Linked DNA regions of Homo sapiens: region 1 is linked to region 2. A link is a contact called in ENCODE Hi-C or POLR2A ChIA-PET data. All regions are on one chromosome and are shown on one strand. Each heading gives the region's core, a stretch centred on a gene start or an enhancer-like site at or near the end of the contact. The rest is flanking DNA. Distances are from core to core; before and after follow the strand shown.

What was found. Hi-C counts contacts between places; a loop is a spot of excess contacts on that map. ChIA-PET counts read pairs that join two places held with the same protein, here RNA polymerase II (POLR2A). Pooled maps may share reads with other maps.
Region 1: a loop to region 2 is called in a map of CD8-positive, alpha-beta T cell, with 6 times the contacts of the local background. The contact joins the promoter of IRF7 here to the promoter of SIRT3 in region 2. A Hi-C loop is called at or near these places in 1 of 168 maps with a recorded cell type or tissue (CD8-positive, alpha-beta T cell) and 9 of 50 pooled maps. POLR2A ChIA-PET finds 5 or more read pairs at or near these places in 1 of 52 experiments (T-cell).

What each region holds. Positions count from the first base shown.
Region 1 is chr11:614,674-617,199 of GRCh38, forward strand. IRF7 (interferon regulatory factor 7) reads right to left here and starts at 1,277. Exons shown (of 11, transcript NM_001572.5): 1 at 1,240-1,277; 2 at 672-974; 3 at 424-586; 4 at 124-334. The coding sequence starts at 691. It overlaps CDHR5 (cadherin related family member 5), which reads right to left. Exons shown (of 15, transcript NM_021924.5): 15 at 1,910-2,526. RefSeq lists an enhancer at 139-733.
Region 2 is chr11:234,230-238,346 of GRCh38, forward strand. It overlaps SIRT3 (sirtuin 3), which reads right to left and starts at 2,113. Exons shown (of 7, transcript NM_012239.6): 1 at 1,819-2,113. The coding sequence starts at 2,099. It overlaps PSMD13 (proteasome 26S subunit, non-ATPase 13), which reads left to right and starts at 2,747. Exons shown (of 13, transcript NM_002817.4): 1 at 2,747-2,915. The coding sequence starts at 2,821. RefSeq lists a silencer at 2,179-2,258 and enhancers at 2,409-2,598, 2,759-2,998.

The DNA of each region.
Region 1 (2,526 bases), core at 27-2,526, 380 kb after region 2:
GTCCTGGGCCTGCTGGCAGCCTCTCCCAGAACAGCTTCTAAAACCACAAATCTGACCCAGAGAATGTTCCCCTTTGCCCAAGCAGGACGAATGCCAACGCCCTTGGCAGCCGGCGTCGCTCACCTCGCCAGCACAGCTCCCGGCTGAGCGCGTACACCTTGTGCGGGTCGGCCGGGTCCCCCGAGTTATCCCGCAGCATCACGAAGCGACGCGTGCTGCGCAGTGCGCAGCGGAAGTTGGTTTTCCAGCCGGCGCGCTCCGCAGTCTCAGCCTCGGGGGGCGGGCCACCTCCCCTGCTGCTAGGCGGCCACCTGCCGCGGGCCACAGCCCAGGCCTGAAGAGGGGGACAGAACACGTGTGCCGGGCCCGCGGGGTCCTAGGCGGGCTCTCCCACCCGGGGCGGGGCGGGGCTGGGGTCCCCACCTTGAAGATGCGCGCGTCGGCCTCGCTCAGGTCCTTGCGCGCGAAGTGCTTCCAGGGCACGCGGAAACAGGTGCGGGCCTCGTCCAGCCACTGCAGCCCCTCATAGCAGCCGCTGCTGATCTCTCCAAGGAGCCACTCTCCGAACAGCACGCGTGGGGCTGCCCTGCGGGTGCCCGGCCGCGGAGAGTCAGGGCCGGCTGCAGGGCGCTCGGGGACTGGCATCTGGAGAGGGTGGGCCGGGCTCTTACCTCTCAGGAGCCAAGGCCATTGCTCCTTCTGCAGGGGCAGTTAGGTGGCGGTCAGGTGTTATAACAGGGGAGGTAAGGGCTCCTGTCGCAGCAGACGCCAGGCCGCGGCCACAGGTCGTGTGGCCAGGTGTCACAGGTGTCCACAGGTGTGGACTGAGGGCTTGTAGCCACCGACGCTGCCTCGGTATGGATCTCTTGGCAGAGGGGGCTACAGGTGTGACTGCAGGTGTGGCCGGCGCGCACACATGAAGTCACAGGTGTTGAACCAGTGTCCAGGCCTGGCGGGAAGGCGCAGGCCGGACCCTGCGGAGACGGGAAAGGCGACGTCAGGGGCGGGTCAGGCTCCCGGGAAAGCGAAACCTAAACAGTGGCGCTTCGCACCCTCCTCGATCCCACCCCGTCCGGTTCTCAGCTCCGCGGAACCCCGCCTCCGCCTCCGCCTCCCTCCCCGCCCGACCCTCATCTCTCAGGCTCCCCCAGCTCTTGGCTCTACCCCTCCGGGGTCACGGAGCCCCCACGGAGGCTCTCGCTCCCGGCCTGCACCGCGTGGGTCTGGGGTCCCCAGTACCTGGGTGCCAGAGCCGCCGGGACGGGAAGTTTCGTCTCGCGGGGAAGCGGAGGGCCGGCGCTTTTATGGTGGCCAGGCGGGAGTTTCCGGGAAGGGCGCGCGCCGCCTGTTCTTATTATTGGATGCGACCAGCGGAACCCCGCCCCGGCCAGCGCGGAGTAGGGAGGAGTGGAGGGCGTTGGGAGTGGCTGCAGTGAGCCGAGATGGAGCCACTCCACTACAGCCCAGGGGACAGAGCAAGACTCAGTCTCAAAAAAAAAAGGAAGTGGGTAATGGGAGGTGGACGTGCCTCGAAAAAGGGGCAGCTGCACCGTTTGCGTTTCTTTTTTTGAGATGGAGTTTCGCTTTTGTTACCCAGGCTGGAGTGCGGTGGCACAATCTTGGCCCACCACAACCTCCGCCTCCCGGGTTCAAGTGATTCTCCTACCTAAGCCTCCCGAGTAGCTGGGATTACAGGCATGAACCACCACGCCCGGCTAATTTTGTATTTTTAGTAGAGACGGGGTTTCTCTATGTTGGTCAGGCTGGTGTCGAACTCCCGACCTCAGGTGATCTGCCCACCTCGGCCTCCCAAAGTGCTGGGATTTAGGCGAGAGCCGCCGTGCGCAGCCCCCTTTGGGTTTTTTACATTGTTCAGTCAAGAATATCAGATACTCTCACAATTAAAACATTTGGAAAGGAATTAATGGTGTATTTCCATTAGGGAAAGTGCTGACAAGCCGCAAGGGATCCCTTGATGGTTCTGGGCATGGGCGCCCAGCCTGGGCTCTGGCTTTGGGAGCAGCGAGGGGAATGTGTCTCTCACCCCTAGGCCTCCTGGTCTGGCTCCTGCTCAGGCCACACGGCGCACCCACCCCCAGCGCGCCTCAGTCCAGGTCACTGGGCAGGGTGTTTACTGCTGCGCTCCAACCCAAGCATGTAGATTTCAGAAGGGGACTAGGACCCCCGGCAGGTGTTTGAGACCACCGGCTCCCAAGTGCGTCGCCTTGGGGGTTTGCATCGGCTCCTCAGCCTCCCCAGGCAATCTCTGTGTAGGGTCGGGAGCGGGAGGTCTGAGATGAGCCGGGTGCCTGAGATCTCCGGTGCAGGTCGGGGGAGGGGAGCCCCCCTCGGGCTGTGGTTAGAGCGGGAGAGGAACTTCCCAGACTAGCTGGCACAGAGCCTCGGGAAGGCGGCGGGCACTGCAGGTGGTTTACGGGAAGTGCTGCAGCCTTGGGGTGGGGACAGCGTGGCCAGACCCACCGCCTCATCTGCACACCTGGGCTCAAGCGCTAATGACGACAGGGG
Region 2 (4,117 bases), core at 863-3,362:
GGACCCTGAGGGGCAGGCATGGGTGCAACCTGGGAGGGACACTGTGCAAAGGACACAAACAACAAATTCAGAGAGCTCAAAAATCCAAAGCCAAACTGGAGGAAGCCCATGCAATGGACTACTCCTCACACGCAGCCCTATGCCTCCTGCTTTAGGGCCAGTGGTAGCAAGGATTTTTGTTTTGTTTTGTTTTGTTTTGTTTTGAGACGGAGTCTCGCTCTGTTGCCCAGGCTGGAGTGCAGTGTCGCGATCTCGGCTCACTGCAAGCTCCGCCTCCCAGGTTCACGCCATTCTCCTGCCTCAGCCTCCCGAGTAGCTGGGACTACAGGCACCCGCCACCACGCCTGGCTAATTTCCTTGTATTTTTAGTAAAGACGGGGTTTCACTGTGTTAGCCAGGATGGTCTCGATCTCCTGACCTCGTGATCCGCCCGTCTCGGCCTTCCAAAGTGCTGGAATTACAGGCGTGAGCCACCGCGCCCGGCCGCAAGGATTTGTTTTAACAGTTTTGCAGAGTATCACAGATATTAGAATGCGCTCCACGTGTTTGTAGGTCCTGGTCCCTGCTCCATCCATAGCACCTAGAACAGAGTCTGGCACAGAATAAGAGCTCAGTCAGGGCTTCTTGGATGAACGACTGACTCTTCGGGATCTTTGTTTTTTTTTGAGACGGAGTTTTTGCTCTTTCGCCCGGGCTGGAGTGCAATGGTGCCATCTCGGCTCACTGCAACCTCTGCCTTCCGGGTTCAAGTGATTCTCCTGCCTCCGCCTCCTGAGTAGCTAGGATTACAGGCGCCCGCCACCACGCCCGGCTAATTTTTGTAATTTCAGTAGAAATGGGGTTTCACCATGTTGGCCCAGCTGGTCTCGAACTCCTGACCTCGTTATCCACCCGTCTCATCCTCCCAAAGTGCTGGGATTACAGGCGTGAGCTACCGCGCCCGGCCAACTCTTCAGGATCTATTAAACTTTTTTCTTTTTTTTTTCCCACAGGTAGATAAGAGTCTTGCTCTGTCACCCAGGCTGGAGTGCAGTGGCTCAATCATAGCTCACTGCAGCCTTGAACTCCTGGACTCAAGGGATCCTCTTGCCTTAGTCTCAGGAGTAACTGGGACAACAGGCTTGCGCCACCATGCCCGGCTAATTTTTAAATTTTTGGTAGAGATGGGGGTCTCGTTATGTTGCCCAGGCTGCTCTTGAACTCCTGGCCTCGAGCGATCCCCGTCTCAGCCTCCGAAAGTGCTGGTATTACAAGTGTGAGCTACCACTTCGAGACTCACTTTTCACCAACATTTTCAGCAGTTGTGTCAGACAGCAAGTCAATGTGCCATTATTTACTTAAATATTCATCCATTATAGGGCATCTGATACCTAACAACCATGGACCTTAAGATTTTTTCCTATGTAGCCTCAGTTCTTAGATGCAATTACTATGGAGACGGGTACGATCACATGCCAGTGGGAGTATTAACCGCACAACATTTATGAGGGATCATTAAAGCGTTAAATGCATATACTTTTGGACCTAGCAATCCCAGTACTAGGAATTTATGCAAACAGTGAGGTGCCAACAAGGTTATTCACCACAGCATGATGCACAATAACTAAAGGTTAGAACGTATTTCAATGAGGGAATGGTGAAATAAACGACAAAACCCCCATAAGTGACGTCCACAGATCAGCATAAAGACGGAGGCCCCGGTGTTGGAACGCACGTAAACTCCCAGACATGCCGCAAAGGAAACACGGCAAGGTGAGAAAGAGTGGGCGAGGTGTCGACAACGAACACGCAAGAAGTGCTTGTCCTTGCCCAAAATACCTCGAAAAGAAGAAACTGGGAGCTGCTGCCCTCGGCTGCCTCCGGAATGCCCTGGGCACCTCGGGTCTGGGAGGCCTCTGCAAGGGGCGCGCCGGGTCCAAGGGCTCACCGCGGGCCCCATGGCTGCCTCTCAGCCCCGCACTCACATCGTCCCTGCCGCCAAGCACCAGCCGACAGCCGCAGGCCTGAAACGGCCCCACGCCTCCCCCGGCCTCGACCCGTTCAACTACCCGGCCCCACAGCCGGAGGGCTGCCGCGGCGCGCCAACCCCAGAACGCCATGTTCCGCGCAGTCCAAGGAGTCCTCCGGACTCGCCCCGCCCCCGGCGCCCCGGCCCCGCCTCCGCCTCCCACCCCCGCCCCCGGCGCCCCAGCCCCGCCTCCGCCTACCGCCCCCGCCCCCGGCGCCCCGGTCCCGCCTCCGCGCCCCGCCCCCGCCTCCTTGCCGACGCCTCCGGCGCGCCCAGGTAGACGTAGAGGCGAGTAGAGGAAGTTCCCTAGTCTGGTGTCTCATCTCTCGCCCCGGAGGTCAAACCTGGAGCCAGCATTTCTGTACCCTGCGCTCACACCTTTTTCAACCCGGATGGCGGTGATAGTTAATACTTTCTGAGCGCTTTTACTATGGTCAGGCATTATATTTACACCTAATCCTCGCAAAACACTACTGGGAAGATCCTCATTTGACAGGAGCAATTCCGGGTCACAAAGGCTGACACCACAAAGCTAGTCCGTAGCGGGTTCGACCACAGGCGCCCACACTCTTTGACGCCTCAATGGCACAGCCAAGTGCGCGGGAAGTGGGCTGCAAACGCCGGAGAGTTTTGTCCGGAGCGCAGAGACGCGCTGTAACCGAGCAACCAGCGGGGCCCGCCCCCGGCCTGCTACGGCGCTCCCAGCCTGCCCCGCGCCGCTCGGCGCCGGAAGTGAGTGAGCATTTCCGGCAGCCATCCCCGCGGTGCTGACATCCCGGTTGTTCTTCTGTGCCGGGGGTCTTCCTGCTGTCATGAAGGACGTACCGGGCTTCCTACAGCAGAGCCAGAACTCCGGGCCCGGGCAGCCCGCTGTGTGGCACCGTCTGGAGGAGCTCTACACGAAGAAGTGAGCGCCGAGCAGACGGGCCCTGGGCCCCGGCGATAGAGGGAGACGGAGGGGGCAGGCGGGCGGAGGAGCGGACCCTTGATGGGCTGAGGGCGCCCAGACCCAAGTTGGGGGGAAACGGGGACGTGTAGCGACCGGCTGTGCCGGCAAGGTTTGCTGAGGAACCTTGAGTGGCAGGGTCGAGGAATAAGAGGGATGACAGACCACGAGGGCCAAGAGCTGTAGCCAGGATGTTTCGGTCTGAGATTCACTGCTTCCTTAACGGGGGACTGAGACTGAGGCTTCTGAACTCCTACCTCGGGTCTTACTAAAACGGTTCAGGAGTAGCCTTTGATTTTAGCTCTTGATTCCATCTAACAAGCAAACACACTTTCAGGGCCACCACCCACTTTGGGAAACATGTTGGTGATTCGTGCTTAGCCTTGTCATAGTGTAACTGTATCTACAGTTATCTTTCTCATGGTCTGGAGTTGATAAACCAGAGGCTAGTACAGCTTTGCTGTTTTCCCTATTCATTCTGCAGCTGGTTGCACGGGGTGCAACCACTTCCGCCGTCCCATTGTCTTTACCTTCCATTGTATTTCTCATGGGCTTTCTGCCCCTAGAAAGATCTTAAAGTTTAGGTTTGTTTAGAAACAGGATGAATTGCAGAGCAATTAAATTCTTGCTAAGCACTAACCTCCTTTTAATATGAGTAGAATAAATTGCTGGCATTGGGCTGGAGCTATTCCATAGAAAATACATCTCCTGTAGTAACCTCCCTGTTAACCCTAGCATTTAATATAATACCTTTCACATAGATGTTCCATACATGTTTTGATGATGTTTAGCATTCAGCAGCCTTCTGCTATTAGCAGTTTTTGAGAGCAAATTAATGTTTGGCAAATAATGGTTTGTGTTGGATAGCACTTGGTAATTTTCAAAGCATTTTATCTGCGTTATTAAATATTAGCCTTTGGGTTTTGGATGAAGCGCTATGTCACTGTCCCTGAGGTTTTAAATATTAGCTTATTTAATCCTTTATTCATCCTTTTCACAGAGGAGGAAACTGAAGCTCATTTTAATTGCCTTCCCTGAGATACTCAGCTAATAGGTAGAAGAGCCAGCATCTCAAGTTAGATATGTATGATTCCAAAGTTCTCGTTTCCAGTGAAACCTCACAATAACCCTTTGAGTTAATCTAGATTAATGTTCTCCATTTC